2 separate regions of the Mus musculus genome follow, and region 2 is linked to region 1. Evidence: chromatin loops called from intact Hi-C (ENCODE). Cell type or tissue: gastrocnemius. All regions are shown on one strand.

Region 1 (8,000 bases):
CAGGATGATTCCAGGATCCATGTACAACACACAGGAGCATGAAAAAGGAAGAAAGATGAAGTCACACAGGAATGGTGTGGGAGGGGTTCAGAGGGGCCTAGGATACACTGACGTTAGAAAGAAGCACGGACGAGGAGCTGTGGAGAAGCACCTCCCCCCCGCCCCCACCCAACCTCCAAAAGAGGTCAACTGAAAACTAGAAGTTTAACGCCAAGGAATTTGTAAAAAGGCTTTAAGAAGAGAGGTCAGGCATGGTGGCACATGCCAGGAATCCCGGCACTCAGGAGGCAAAAGCAGGTAGATCTCTGCAAGGAGCCCAATGTAGTCTATATAGTGAGTTCCTACATAGTGACACACTCTGCCACCACACTTTCCCCCACTCCCCCCCTCCCATCCCCCTCCCCCCCACCCGCCATCAATTCAGCTCAAATCAAAATGTCAGTGGCAAGATTAAGAAACCCTGCTTTCAGGCTGGAGAGATGGCTCCATGGCTAAGAAGACAGACTTCTCTTTCAGAGGACCCGAGGTCCGTTCCCAGCACCCAAGTGGGCAGCTCACGGCCTTCTGCAACTTCAGCACCAGAGGGTCGGATCCCTTTACCCGGCCTACTGAACTCCTGAACTCCTGAACTCCCGAGCACATAACTCCCCATAATTAAGAATTAAAAAGAAATCAGAAAGAAAGAAAGAAAGAAAGAAAGAAAGAAAGAAAGAAAGAAAGAAAGGAAGAAAGAAAGAAACCTTGCTTCTATCCAAGGAAGTACGTATGTTTTCCAGTTCACCACAGCTATAAACCCCAAAGAAATATTAGAGACAACAAGAAGAAACAGTAGCTGGACGGTGGTGATGGTGTGGTGGTGCATGTCTTTAACCCCAGCACTCAGGAGGGAGAGGCAGGCACATCTTTGTGAGTTCAAAGCCAGCCTGGTCTACATAGTAAATTCCAGGCCAGCCAGTAGAGAGAACAAGACATTGAAGAATTTAATTAATATGCACGTGGTCGGTGCTTTCTCAGTTCTGCTTCCCTCTGTAGAAGAATCTTGTGCCCTCAAGGCTTTTTTCTTTTTTAAGATTTATTTATTTGTTTGTTTGTTTGTTTAATGTATGTGAGTACGCTGTAGCTGTATGGATGGTTGTGAGCCTTCATATGGTGGTTGAAAATTGAATGTTTTTTAGGACCTCTGCTCGCTCTGGTCAACTCCACTTGCTCAGTCCCTGCTTACTCCAGCCCAAAGATTTACTTATTATTATACACTGTAGCTGACTTCAGATGCACCAGAAGAGGGCATCAGATCTCATTAAGGGTGGTTGTGAGCAACCACATGGTTGTTGGGATTTGAACTTCAGGACTTTTGGAAGAGCAGTCAGTGCTCTTACCTGCTGAGCCATCTCACCAGCCCTCAAGGTACTTTTTGAAATTGAAAATTAATTATCTCGGGCTGGCGAGATGGCTCAGTGGTTAAGAGCACTGACTGCTCTTCCAAAGGTCCTGAGTTCAAATCTCAGCAAACACATGGTGGCTCACAACCATCTGTAATGAGATCTGACGCCCTCTTCTGGTGTGTCTGAAGACAGCTACAGTGTACTTAGATATAATAATAAATAAATCATTAAAAAAAAGAAAATTAATTATCTCATACAATATCTATACCACCGTTCTCCTCCTCCTAGCTCCCTCCCCCACCTCCCTTCTCCCCCACATCTACCCCACCCCCTTCATTTCCTCTTCAGGAAAGAGCAGGCCTCCAGGTGAGGACAACCAAACAGGACAAAACAAGAAGTAAGACAAGGCAAAGCCCTTATCTGGATACTGGACACAGCAACCCAATAGGAGGCGAAGAGCCCCCACAGCAGGACAAAGAGTCAGAGAAACACCTACTCCCACTGTTAGGAGTCCACAAAAGCACCAAGCTAGCAGCCATAATACATGCAGAGGACCTGGTACAGACCCACGCAGGCCCCATGCTTGCCTCTTCAGTCTCTACCCAAGACATTTCTTAATCCTGCATTGAGTCCTTTCAGCGAGTGTCACAATACCTTTTTATTCTAACTAGGCTTCTTCTCAAGGAGACTTCAAAAACATTTCTGTAATTCCTTAGAGAGATAGTACTTACAGATGGGCTGTTTCTGTGGAGTTCTTCAAATTCAAGAAGTTAGGGTAACAAACTTTAATATGCAATCATCTGGGAGATAAAATTGAATATTAGGAGGTAAAGGGGAATTTAAAACAGGGGTACAATAGGAGAAAAAGGAACCTGAACAAAACCACAACCAAAGGAAACGTAACATCTACAGCTGTCCACTTCTACAACTGGCAGGGGGCTGGGGAGGGCACACTGAAGGTTGGCGGTTACCAGAAAGGCAAGGACTTTGACTTTAAACCAGTCCTTTTTCTTTAAGGAGCTTCTGACTTCTAGGAAGCCAAGGAAAATGTCTTTTCATCCCATCTAGGGCACTCATAGCAGAACAAAGGAATGATTCTACCAAGTCTAGCGTGGTGAGCCGGTGACTTTCCTGAGGTTACCTACAGCCGCACGGATGCGGGGGTTACGGGCAGGAGCGCAGTGATGCTCAGGCAGGTGGAGCTCTGCAAAGACCAGTCCAGCATGGGGTGAAGATGTATGGATGCTGTCCGCTGTGAATTACTCACTACTATAAATGAGACCCTTCATGACTCTTGGAACTTTCTGAATACTCTCTGTCCTGTACATTTCCTAAGCTTCATAACTTCCGTTAATCTCCTGAGCCTCCATCTACCTCCTCTAAAGTGAAATTTACTTTCTTTTTTTTCAAACCAGGTTCTCACTGTGTGGTTCTGGCTGCCCCGAATTAACTGTGTAGACTATACTGGCTTCAAACTCATACAGAGCCACCTGCCTTTGCCTCCTGAGTGCTGGGATTAAAAGCATGGGCCACCATGACCAGTGGGGGCGGGGGAGTTAATTTGGAGAAAATAGCTATATACAAAGGTGTACAGGATAGTTTTGCATGCCAACTTGGCAAAAGCTAGAGTCATCAGAGAAGGATCCTCAGTTGAGGAAATGCCTCCATGAGATCCAGCTGTAAGGCACTTTCTCAATTAATGATCAATGAGTGGGGGCCCAGTCTATTGTGAGTGGGGCCATCTCTGGATTGGTAGTCCTGGGTTCTATAAGAAAGCAGACTGAGAAAGCCATGGGAAACAGGCCTGTAAGCAGAACCCCTCCATAGCCTCTGGATCAACTTCTGCCTCCAAGTTCCAGCCCTGCTTGAGTTCCTGACCTGAATTCCTCCCATGAAGGGAGTACTAAGATCTGGAAGTGTAAGTTGAATAAACCCTTCCCTCCCCAACTTGGTTTTCGGTCACAGTGTTTCATTGCAGCGATAGAAATCTGAACTATGACACAGGGCTAGAACCACATCTAACAAATGTTTGGACCTATGAGTCCTGCAATGCAGTGCTTCATTTGTACGCACTATTTAAAGACAATGAGTGGAGGACCAGTGTATAAAAGATGTGTATTGGACATGAGATTTCAGAAACTCGATTGGGCATACGGGATTTTGACAGATAAAAATTTCTTAAAGCATTCCCCATTAGATGCGCCTAGCAAGGGTGATTAACAACAGGCGGCAGCAGCTGCAAGGAACACGAACTCCCCATAGGAAACATTGTTTTTCCTTTCTTTGTGCACCTACTCAGCAACTTGTGTTGACCTTGAGACTATTTTTCTCCCCGTGTAGGAGGCAACAGGTAAAGAATTAGAACAAGGTGTAGTAGAGGTGTTCAATGTCAACCCAGAATTCACATCCTTTGGTCATCCAAACAGAATCAAGCACCTGTCTGTATCTTTCCTTTCTGGAGCAAGCTCAGAACCTACAGTTTCTAGTCTTTTTAAATCTCTGAGGCTCTTCCCGGCTCACTAGCAAAAATAAATAACCTGCAAGTGTGGGCAGTGACCACGAGAGGGCACCAGCAGCTCGATGAAATTTACCAGGTAAGGGCAAATCCTTCCAAGACTGTTAGCTGTGTTCTTCAATAAAAATAAGGTTACCGGCAAAGATTCTCCCCTGAGTTTTAAAAAACAGGAATATTCTAAGAGACATGGGGAACGTAAGAAGGGAGAAACTACAGTTCATAAGGTGACGGATGTTCACTGCAAATGTTCCAAGAAACTTAAAACTATTTCTTCTCGAAGAAAGAATTGTATTCAATGTTAGAATTCTCAGATCTTGCCAATTTCTAATGAAATATGTCAGGAGCTAAAAAGAGAAGACAAAGAAAGCTATCAAAATGTTTGTTTTAAATAACTGCTTGTAACTCCAGTTCCAAGACACCCATTGACCTTGGCTTCCTTGGACACCTGCGCTTACAAACACACACACACACACACACACACACACACACACACACACAAACACACAGAATAAAATAAATTGATTTTTAAATAACCAGAGCATCAAAACTATCTGGTTATATTAGATAGAAACATTGGATTGCCTATTCTGTAACCAAATTATTGGTAATAGTGTTGCAAACAGGCTGTTTCCGAATGACTAAAGTCAGTTCAGAACTCAGACAATCTCACTGAGTCAGTCTGAAGTCTGCAGCATGGCCGTTTCCTGTAGTTATAAGACACTAGAAATCCTAAAGAGATCTATGTAAACTAGACCTAAATGACTATTATGGTGGTTAATATTGGTTGGCAACCCGAAAGATCTAGACTCACATCTGAGCCAACCTCTGGACACATCTGTGAGGAGGGGTTTTCTAAACTGGCTTTACAGGGGTAGGAAGAGCCACCCTAAATGCGCTGGGTACCATTCTCCGGGCTAGGGTCCCAGACTGGCTGAGAGGGACAAAAGGAGCTGAGGGGTAGATTTCACTTCGCTCTGATTCCTGACAGCGGACACAATGGACCAGACCTCTACCTGGCTCATCCTCACAGCCTATATCCAGGATGACTGGAATATTATAGATACCAAAATGACCAAACTTTCTAAGTGCCAGTTTTCTCATGAAGTAATTTTCAATGTATATGCACTTAAACTTTTTTGTTTGTTTGTTTGTTTGTTTGTTTTTTGAGACAGGGTTTCTCTGTGCAGCCCTGGCTGTCCTGGAACTCACTTTGTAGACCAGGCTGGCCTTGAACTCAGAAATCCACCTGCCTCTGCCTCCCAAGTGCTGGGATTAAAGGCGTGTGTCACCACTGCCCAGCTGCACTTAAACGTTTGTACAAACTTTCCTTAAACTATGAAGCATGGTCTTCCTCAGTCCATCTATTGCCTCTCTGTCTCTCTGTCTCTCTCCCTCTGTCTCTGTATCTCTGTCTGTCTCTGTCTCTGTCTCTCTTCCCCCACTTCCAGCTCGTTGCGTTCCCACATCCACATTTCTCTACTAGTAGCTGGAGAAGCTTATTGAACAACCAAAAAACTCTTCGCAGCATCTCTGATTTTTTCCCTCTGTGTGAGTGTGTGTGCTTGTGGACACTCATGTGTGTGCATGTACAGGTCCATTCACGTGGAGTCCAGAGGTTGACACTGGGTGTCTCCTATTTCTGAGGCTATGTCTCTGACTGAACCTGAAGCTCCCCATGAGTTCTGGGGGGAGGGGGACGTCCTCCTGTCCCTGGCTTCCCCATGCTGGAATTATGGGGACATGCTACCACTCGGGCTTGCTGGTTTCTTGTTGGTTTTTCGAGACAGAGTTTCTCTGGGTAGCCCTGGTGGTCCTGGAACTCACTCTGTAGACCAGGCTGGCCTTGAACTCACACATCTGCCTACCTCTGCCTCCTGAGTGCCCGACCCGCTCCGGGAGGAGGAGGTGAGAACCGGAGATGTCAGGGACGAAAGCGAGGGAAAGGCGAAGGCAGTGTGGTCCATCGCAGCAGGTATGGATGCTATAGGAGGGGAACCATGAAGCAAGGTGTGTGGATAGCCCCTCGGAGCCAGAAAAATGATGTTTCTGTGGGTTTCCCAGAATGGCATGCAGTCTTCCTATACTGCAGCTTCAGCCACTGTAAAACAGACAATCTGTGCCTTAGGCCATGAAGAGAAAGTCATTCATTAGAGCTGTAGAAATGGACCAAGGTAAGAGGTATGTCTGCTTGCACATCCTAAACAGCACCAAGAGGTGGATTCTTCCTTATTCTTGATAACTAGCATCTACGATAGTACCTTCTGCATACTGTAGGCATCAAAAATAGCTCGTTAAACCAATAAATAATTGAGAGCCATTTACTGATAATGGCCGTATTATTTGTTGTTGTTTTTTCAGACAAATACGCTCCCAAAGACACAGAGTTTTATGTGCTATGTTATTTATTGTAGCTGAATGAAAACGAAATTAAGCTCAGCTAAAAACTACACCATCCTTCTCTTCTCCAGTGGAGCCCCTCGGGATGCTCTGTGTTCGGGAGTCAGGGGAGGAAACGAGCTAACTTGCCTTCTTTATGGCCTTATAAAACTATCCCCAGTGTGGTTTCCATTAGGAGAGCATCATTCAACGCCGGGCCTGACAGCATCAGGACAGTCTTACTGCCTTCACACTCCTGAAGGAGGCGTTCCTCGCCTGTTTTCAGACGCTGCTCCCCAAGGTCAAGAGTATCAGAGACTGCGACCCCGAATCAACCTGATAAAAGAATCCGGGAGCTGTTGATTTTACACATGAAGGGTAATGACTAACCCTGGGCATTAGCTCCCACCCCCATTTCCACCCCTAGCTCCCACCCCTACCCCTGCCCCCAACTACAAACACTAAAAAACAACCCAGCCTCTGAAGGGGCTTCAGATCAAGTTCAATCAAGGCAAACTTTCCGTCCATTACAGATAGTTGTGAGCCACCATGTGGTTGCTGGGAATTGAACTCAGGACCTCTGGAAGAGCGGTTGGTCCTCTTAACGGCTGAGCCATCTCCCCAACCCATACGGACAATTTTGTTTTTGTTTTTGTTTTTGTTTTTTTTTGTTTGTTTGTTTTTTGAGACAGGGTTTCTCTGTGTAGCCCTGGCTGTCCTGGAACTCACTCTGTAGACCAGGCTGGCCTCGAACTCAGAAATCCACCTGCCTCTGCCTCCCAAGTGCTGAGATTATGGCCCACCACCACCACCTGGCTTTAACAGTATTGATTTAAAGAAATAAAAGAATATTCTGGGGACAGTAATATGGCTCAGTAGGTGAAGGTACTTGCCACCAAGCCTAATGACCTGAGTTCCCCAGGACTCACATAGCAGAAGGAGAGAACGATTTCTGACCCCACTGGGATACAGACACACAGACCTAAAAGTCAATGAAAAGTCTCGTTAAAAGATCAGAACCAGGAAACTGGAGAGATGGCTCAGGACGTAAAAGCACAAGCTTCGACAGCCTGATGCCCTGAACTCAGTTCCTGGAACCCACTGTGGAAAGAGAGCTAATTCTGGAAAGTCAAACTGCAGTGTGTGACTCTCTCTTCTCCCTCTCCCACCTCACAACTCCTCACACACACACACACACACACACACACACACACACACACACACACACACACGAGTAATAAAAACTGAAGTAAGTTTAGGGCTGGGGAGATGGCTCAGAGGTCGAGCATTTGCCGTTCTTGCAGAGGAACTGGGTTTCCAGCACTCACATGGTGCCTCACCACCACTTGAAACACTAGCTCTAGGGGATCTGACACTTTCTTCTAACACCTGCAGGCGCCAGGCACCCACACATGTACACACAAATCAAACAAACAAACAAACAAACAAACAAACAAAAAGACCCTCAAAACAAAACAAAACAAAACAAAAAACCATGTACACACACAAAAATAAAATAACCTAACATATACACACATTTAGGAAAACAAAACAAAACAAAACAAAACAAACGGATGGTAAAGCAATAGGACAGAGAAGCCAAGAGATCAACATGTTTAATAGTCAGCGGTGGGAAGCACTGTCGACAGCACCAGAAATAACTAAAAGCCTCCCCAGACCCCCAGCCACCTCTCAAGCACCCCCTAGCTACCCCGGCAGCCCCCCAA
Region 2 (8,000 bases), 290 kb after region 1:
AACTAGGTCTTTCCTGAAAGAGAAGTCAACCCACAGTGGCTCAAAGCTTTTGTGAATAACCAACCAATATATGATTTGACTTAAGGTTCACTCCACAAGATAGAACCCATCCCAGTGCCACTTGGGCGATGAGTAACTTGAGACTAGATAGCCCAGGGACCGAGGGGAAAGGCAAACACTACTGTTGCTAAAGGAACATAGCAGTAAGATGATTCCTTTTTTTAAAAAATATATTTTTATTAGATATTTTCTTCATTTACATTTCAAATGCTATCCCCAAAGTCTCCCATCCCCCCCATTCTCCTCCCCCCCCACTCCCACTTTTTGGCCCTGGTGTTCCCCTGTACCAGGGCATATAAAGTTTGCAAGACCAAGGGGCCTTTCTTCCCAATGATGGCCGACTAGGCCATCTTCTGCTACATATGCAGCTAGAGACACGAGCTCTGGGGGTACTGGTTAGTTCATATTGTTATTCCACCTATAGGGTTGCAGATCCCTTTATTTCCTTGGGTACTTTCTCTAGCTCCTCCATTGGGGGCCTAGTGTTACATCCAATAGATGACTGTGAGCATCCACTTCTGTCTTTGCCAGGCACTGACATCACAAGAGACAGCTATATCAGGGTCCTTTCAGCAAAATCTTGCTGGTGTATGCAATGGTGTCAGGGTTTGGAGGCTGATTATGGGATGGATCTCCGGGTGCGGCAGTCTCTAGATGGTCCATCCTTTCGTCTCAGCTCCAAACTTTGTCTCTGTAACTCCTCCCATGGGTGTTTTGTTCCCAGTTCTAAGAAGGGGCAAAGTGTCCACACTTTGGTCTTCGTTCTCCTTGAGTTTCATGTGTTTTGCAACTTGTAACTTGGGTATTCTAAGTTTCTGGGCTAATATCCACTTATCAATGAGTACATATCATGTGAGTTCTTTTGTGATTGGGTTACCTCACTCAGGATGATACCCTCCAGGTCTATCCATTTGCCTAGGAATTTCATAAATTCATTCTTTTTAATAGCAGAGTAGTATTCCATTGTGTAAATGTACCACATTTTCTGTATCCATTCCTCTGTTGAGGGACATCTGGGTTCTTTCCAGCTTCTGGCTATTATAAATAAGGCTGCTATGAACATAGTGGAGCATGTGTCCTTCTTACCAGTTGGAACATCTTCTGGATATATGCCCAGGAGAGGTATTGAGGGATCCTCCAGTAGTACTATGTCCAATTTTCTGAGGAACCACCAGACTGATTTCCAGAGTGGTTGTACCAGCTTGCAATCCCACCAGCAATGGAGGAGTGTTCTACTTTCTCCACATCCTTGCCAGCATCTGCTGTCACCTGAATTTTTGATCTTAGCCATTCTGACAGGTGTGAGGTGGAATCTCAGGGTTGTTTTGATTTGCATTTCCCTGATGATTAAGGATGCTGAACATTTTTTCAGGTGCTTCTCAGCCATTCGGTATTCCTCAGGTGAGAATTCTTTGTTTAGCTCTGAGCCCCATTTTTTAATGGGGTTATTAGATTTTCTGGAGTTCACCTTCTTGAGTTCTTTATATATATCGGATATTAGTCCCCTATCTGATTTAGGATTGGTAAAGATCCTTTCCCAATCTGTTGGTGGCCTTTTTGTCTTATAGACAGTGTCCTTTGCCAGTAAGATGATTCCTAATGACATTCTGCTATACTCATAGATCAACGTCTTTCTCAGTCACCGCCAGAGAAGCCTCCTCCCACCACAGATGGGAACAAATACTGAGACCCACAGTCAGGCAAAATACAGAGTTGGAAATCTTAGGACATTCAAATCCTAAGCAGGAGATCACTATCAGATCCCTCCCTTTAGGGCTCAGGGAGCTCTGCAGATGAGGAGGTGGAGAGAGTGTGAGAGTCAGAGGGGAAGGAAAGAAAGTCTGCTAACCACAACAGGGCACAGGGCGGGCACACAATTGAATGCAGAGACCGAGGCTTGCACAGGCTTGCACAGGTGTGTACCAGACGGAGCTGAAAGGAGAAGTGGACACTTGCCTCCATCCCTATCCCAGAAGCTGTCATCAACTGATAACCACTTGCAAATGAATATTTAGCTTCCTCCAAGGGAGTCTCACAGGGAAGTAAACTACTCTTTTGTTTGTTTGTTCTTTATAATTTTCCAAATCTTTCTTATTTTGAGATTTTTTTAAAAATTAGATATTTTCTTTATTTACATTTTAAATGTTACCCCATTTCCTGGTTCCCCCTCCAAAAACTCCCCATCCCATCTCCCCTGTCCCTGTTTACCAACCCACCCACTTCTGCTTCCCTGTCGTGGCATTCCCCTACACTGGGGCATAGAACCTTCTCAGGACCAAGGGTCTCTTCTCCCGTTAATGCCCGACAAGGCCATCCTCTGCTGCATATGCATCTGGAGCCATGGATCCCTCCATGGGTACTCTTTGGTGGTGGTTTAGTCCCTGGGAACTCTGTGGGGTACTGGTTTGTTCATATTGTTGTTCCTCCTATGGGGCTGCAAGCTCCTTCAGCTCCTTCGGTTCTTTCTCTAGCTCCTCCATTGGGGACCCTGTGCTTAGTCCAATGGTTGGCTGTAAGTATCCACTTCTGTATTTGTCAGAGACTGGAAGAGTCTCTCAGGAGACAGCTATATCAGGCTTCTGTCAGCAAGCTCTTATTGGCATCCACAATAGTGTCTGGGTTTGGTAACTGTATATGGTATGGATCCCCAGATGGGGCAGTCTCTGGATGGCCTTTACTTCAGTCTCTGCTCCACACTTTGTCTCTGTATCTCCTCCTATGGGAATTTTGTTCCCCCTTTTAAGACGAACTGAAGTATCCATACTTTTGGTCTTCTTGAGCTTCATGTGGTCTGTGAATTGTATCTTGGGAATGCCAAGCTTCTGGGCTAATATTCACTTATCAGTGAATGTATACCATGTGTGTTCTTTTGCGATTGGGTTACCTTACTCAGGATATTTTCTAGTTCCATCCATTTCCCTAAGAATTTCATAAATTCATTGTTTTTAATAGCTGAGTACTATTCCATTGTATAGATGCACTACATTTTCTGTATCCATTCCTCTGTTAAAGGACATCTTGGTTCTTTCCAGCTTCTGGCTTTTATAAATAAGGCTGCTATGAACATAATGGAGCATGTGTCCTTATTACATGTTGGGGCATCTTCTGGGTATATGACCAGGAGTGGTATTGCTGGATCCTCTGATAGTATTATGTCCAATTTTCTGAGGAACTGCCAGACTGATTTCCAGAGTGGTTGCAATCCCACCAGCAATGGAGGAGTGTTCCTCTTTCTCCACATCCTTGCCAGCATCTGCTGTCACTGTGAGTTTTTGATCTTAGCCATTCTGATTGATGTGAGGTGAACTCTCAGGGTTGTTTTGATGGAAGTAGACTACTCTTAAGTATAGGTGGCATGCCCAGCAGTAGATGGCTGATGGAAAACAAACCCAATGGCATCTTGGGAGGTTCCTTGTGTCACAATGTCATGCCAGGGCCTTTTCTTTTTCTAATTTAAAATTTATCTTTTTATTTATTCTCCCTCCCTCCCTCCCTCCCTCCCTCCCTCCCTCCCTCCCTCCCTCCCTCCCTCCATCTCTCCCCCCTTCCTCCTCCTCCTCTGTCTCTGTGTGTCTTTCCTTCCCTCTCCCCCCCTAACACTCTGCCCCCAACAGGTCCTTTATGTATATATTATGGCTTTCAGTATTGTGTTTTTATGGGATTCCTGAATGTGTGAACCAGTGGGTCTGCACTTATATCTGTTTCTTGTATCTTCTCTTGGGCTCCCTTCCTTCTGTCTTGTCCTATTGTGATGTGTTAATTCTATTTTATCTTACTATATGTTATTTTATTATTTTTCCTTCAGAGTTATTTGTTTTCTAAGGAGAGATAGGACTGGGATGGATCTGGATGGAAGGGGAGGTGGGAAAAAACTCGGAGGTGTCGAGGGAAAGGAAGCTAGAATCAGAATCTATTGCATGAAAAAAAATCTATTTTCAATAAAAGAAAAAGAAAACCTCTGAGATGTTTAAACTTTTAGACTTTCAAAAAAGATGAGCATTTATATCAACTTTCAATACTTTTGATAAGAATAAATAGGGTTATTACTCAGCCAAACCGGTTATCTCTAAGTTTGACGTTCTTCCACCGCCCCTTCAGTGACAGCAGACATAGGCTAAAGCTATTATTTTAGCTCCCTCTGCTGGTTGTAAATGGTGTGTTTGCAGGAGGCTGGACTGAGAAGGACAGATTTCTGGAGATTTTCACTGCAGCCCCCCCCCCCGTCCCCCCCCCCCGCCAGGTGAGGTGAATGCGTGGTCTTCTTATAGTATTTAAAACAACTTCACTGAGATATAATTCACACACCATAAACTTTATTTACTTCAAGTATTCAATTTGGTCCTTAGCGTATTAGTAGAGAGTGAAGTATCACCATAATCCACCCCCCGTCGTCCCCCTCCCCTCCCCCACCACTGGCTCCTGAAAGCTGTTAAATCTCTTCTTGTTTCTTTAAAAAAATATTTATTTAATTACTAAAGGCAGACTCTTCCCCTCTTTGTATTTTGACAGTTCCATATGCTTATGCAAATGCGCTGTGATCATCTTAAGTCCTCTTCTTATCACCTTCTCTGTCCCTCGTATCTCCCACCGACTCTCCCTCCTACTTTCATGCCCTTTTCTTCTTTCTGTCCTATTTTTGCTGTAGGTCTTGTACACATAAGTCACAGCTGCAGTGTAATCGTTATTGCAGTGGCCGCATCATACCTAGAAGATCGTGTGTCACAGTGATTCTCTTGATCCTTCAGCTACTACAATCTTTCTCCCCCCCTTCCCCCCCCCCCCGCCCCTCCGCGCTTTGATTTCCCTGCATCTTCGATGTAAAGCGCGCACTTAAGGCTGAACACTTAACAGTCACAAGGATGCTCTCATGTCCAAGGCCGCACTAGACTATGTGCAGAAAATACTTAGAAAGCAATTTGACCGAATGCCCATTCAATAAGAAAGCAGCACCAGCCTTTCTCTTAGGCTTTTGACTAAGCTCACAGGACCAGGCATGGATTCCTTTCTGTGAAGCTGCTTTCACGTTTCGGCAGAATGCAGCTGGTTATTCTTATATAGTCATGCCGGTTTATTTTATTTTATTTGCAACAGAAGGCACATCTTGTTTAAGGGGTCAGAACTGCGGCATACAGTGTCTAAAGCTGGGCGGGACAGTTTATGCCCCGCCCCCTCCAGCTGTAGAGCACCTTCTGCCACTTTGAGAGCTAGCAGCACAGGGGATGCTTTTAGCCTAGTCCAAGCTTGACTTCTCTGTGTCCTGTTCTCAAAACGAATCCTGTTTTAAGCAACAGGGTCTTACCATCTAGTTCTAGTGGACAACCAAGAGCAATGCCAGTAACCTGTGTTATTTTGTGAGCCTCTGGGAACCTCTCTAGACAGTAACTCGTACGGCGAGATCTCACACTTGGCTCTGGGATTTTTGTTTAAAAACCCATGGCTTCTGGGAAGAGCATTACCGAACCATGCGATTATAGCAGTTTACAAATATTTTCTTCCCACCCCTCTTGACTCTATTATTTCCTTTGCTGTGTAGACCTTTTACTTTGATGTAACAAGGTTAATCAGCGTTTAATTTTGTTATCTGTATTTTTAGGGTTCATATGCTAAAAACCACTGTGTGTTTTCCATATGTATTTTCTTTCTGGTAGTTTTATGTTTTCAGGTCCCAATATTTAAGTTTTTAAATTCAGTTTGAGTTAACTTTTGAGGATGTGAGACGAGCCAGTTCCGTTTGTTTGCGCGCCTGTCTTAAGGACGAGTCTTACTCTGTGGCACAGTGTTCACACCTCCGTTGAACATCAGCTGGATTTTGTTGAAATGATGGGGCATGGTGCCTTCAGCTCTAAAAGGTCTTCTAAGGCTCCATGAAGCTACTCAGGTTCTCTGTGTTTCCATATAGACGGTAGACAGAGTTCCTGCATCTGTGAACGATACCATTCAGAATTTGACAGAAACATAGAATCTATACATCGCTTTGGGCAGTAAATGCGTGTCGACCTTACAGTCCGTGAACACGAACTATCTTTTCGCTCATTTGTGTTTTCGATGATGTTTTTCATCAATACTTCACCTCATGGCTTTGCTTCATTCCCAAACATGTTTTTTTGTTTTTGTTTTTTTGTTTTTGTTTTTTTCCTGATGGGATTATTTAGCTTTCTCCTTTCTCATGGGGGGTGCCCTTTTCTTTCTTTCCTCGCTGCCCTGGTTAGGACTCTCAGCACCGAGTTGGGTACCAGTAGGACAGCATCCATATCCTATTCCTATTCTTAAAAAAAAAACCATCCTCAGCTCTTTGCTGTGAGAATGATGTTTGCCCCCCGGCTTATCTGGCCTTTGCCCTGTTGTGTTTCTTTTATCCCTAACTCACTAAGTCTCTGTTCCACAGACTGTTATCAGGACAGGATGCTGTGTTTTATACTCTCTCCCCCTTGTTGGGATGATGGTACGAATCTTCTCTTCGTTCTGCTAATGTGGCATTTTGATTTACTCACATTTAGCGATCATATTCCAGGGATGAATCTCACTCAATTCATCCCTGGTGGATAATCTTTTGTTCTGTTGGATTTTGCTACTATTTTCTCAGGATTTAAAAAGAATTTATTCATTTTATTTATTATTTTTGTTATTAAGTTAGGTATTTACTTTATATCTTGACCCCAGCTTCCCCTCTCTCCTCTCCTCCCAAGTCCCTTCCTGTCTCCTCCCCTCCAGAGCCACTCCTCTTGTCCTTCTCCTTAGAAAAGGGGAGGCCTCCCATGGATATTATAGTTGGTATATCAAGTACCAGTAAGACTAGGTGTGTCTTCTTCTTTTGAGGCTAGACCAGGCAGCCCAGTCAGGGGAAAGGAATCCTAAGGCAGGCAGTGTAGTCACAGGCAGTTCCTGCTCCTGCTTTAGGAGTCCCAGCTGCACATTATATACAGAGGGCCTATGTCTGTCCCATGCATGCTCTCTGGTTGGCGGTTCAGTCTCTGTGAGCCCCTATGGGCCCAGGTTGATTCTGTAGGTTTTGTTGTGATGTCCTTGACCTCTCTGGTTCCCTCAATCCTTCCTCCCACTCTTCCACACGATTCCCCAGTCTACAGCCATTCTACCCTGAACGTGCCCGATCTCGCTATTAATTTTATTTTCTGTGCATTGATGTTTTGCACGCATGTATGTCTGTGTGAGGGCATCAGATCTGCTGCAATAGAAGTGATAGACAGTTCCAAAGCAGAGTCTGGGAACTGAACTCAGGTCCTCTGGAAGAACAGATGGCACTCTTAACCACTGGGCCATCTCTCCAGCCCTGCTTTTGGTACTTGTGTTTGCCTTTGAGGTCAGGGCGATTGTGCTTTCATAAGTGAGTTAGGTTGTCAGTTTCTCATCTTTTTTTTTTTTTCATTTTTTTAAATTTTGAACAGTTTGAGAAAGACTGATGTTAATTCTGTAAAGATTTGGTTGAATAATCTCCTGGACTTTTCTTTGTTCAGAACCTTTTGATTATTGACTCAATCTCATTACTTGCCATATATATGTATATGTGTATATATATATATGATATATGATATATGATATGTGATATATGATGTATGATGTATGGTATATGATATGTGATATGTGGTATATGATATATGATATATATGCATACGTGTATTTATATGATCTGTATGTACATGATGTATATGTATGTTTTGGTAGGTTGTGTTTCTATTTTCTTTGTCTCATGATAGTTTTAGCTTTCTTCTTGATTTTTTTCTGATCCATTCCTCATTCAGGACAATGTTGTTTAACTTCCACATATTTGTGAAAATCCAATTTCCCTCCTGTTATTGAATTCTGGGCTGCTACCATCATGGTTGGAAGTGCTATTTGATATCTCTCCCATCTCTTTAAAATTGTTGAGTCGTGGCCTAACATATGTCTGTCTTGGAGAATGTCCCATGTGCACTCTGGAAGAG

The links. A loop is a pair of places that touch in the nucleus more often than their neighbours do. Peaks named below come from ENCODE experiments on the same cell type or tissue, not always from the same donor. Only the 100,000 strongest peaks of a DNase experiment are listed, where the experiment ranks them.
Region 2: it touches region 1 in a loop (19-fold over the local background); 28 of 42 quality-filtered maps call a loop at or near these places.

The regions. Positions count from the first base shown.
Region 1 is chr10:115,319,550-115,327,549 of GRCm38, forward strand. No RefSeq gene overlaps it. Among named protein-coding and RNA genes, the nearest start is that of Rab21, 8.0 kb to the left of the region's middle. In gastrocnemius, a CTCF peak has its summit at 3,934 (motif pointing right); a DNase peak (open chromatin) is centred at 3,948; H3K4me3 peaks cover 290 bases; H3K27ac peaks cover 212 bases.
Region 2 is chr10:115,613,467-115,621,466 of GRCm38, forward strand. No RefSeq gene overlaps it. Among named protein-coding and RNA genes, the nearest start is that of Lgr5, 30 kb to the left of the region's middle. In gastrocnemius, a CTCF peak has its summit at 4,187 (motif pointing left); DNase peaks (open chromatin) are centred at 4,198 and 5,227.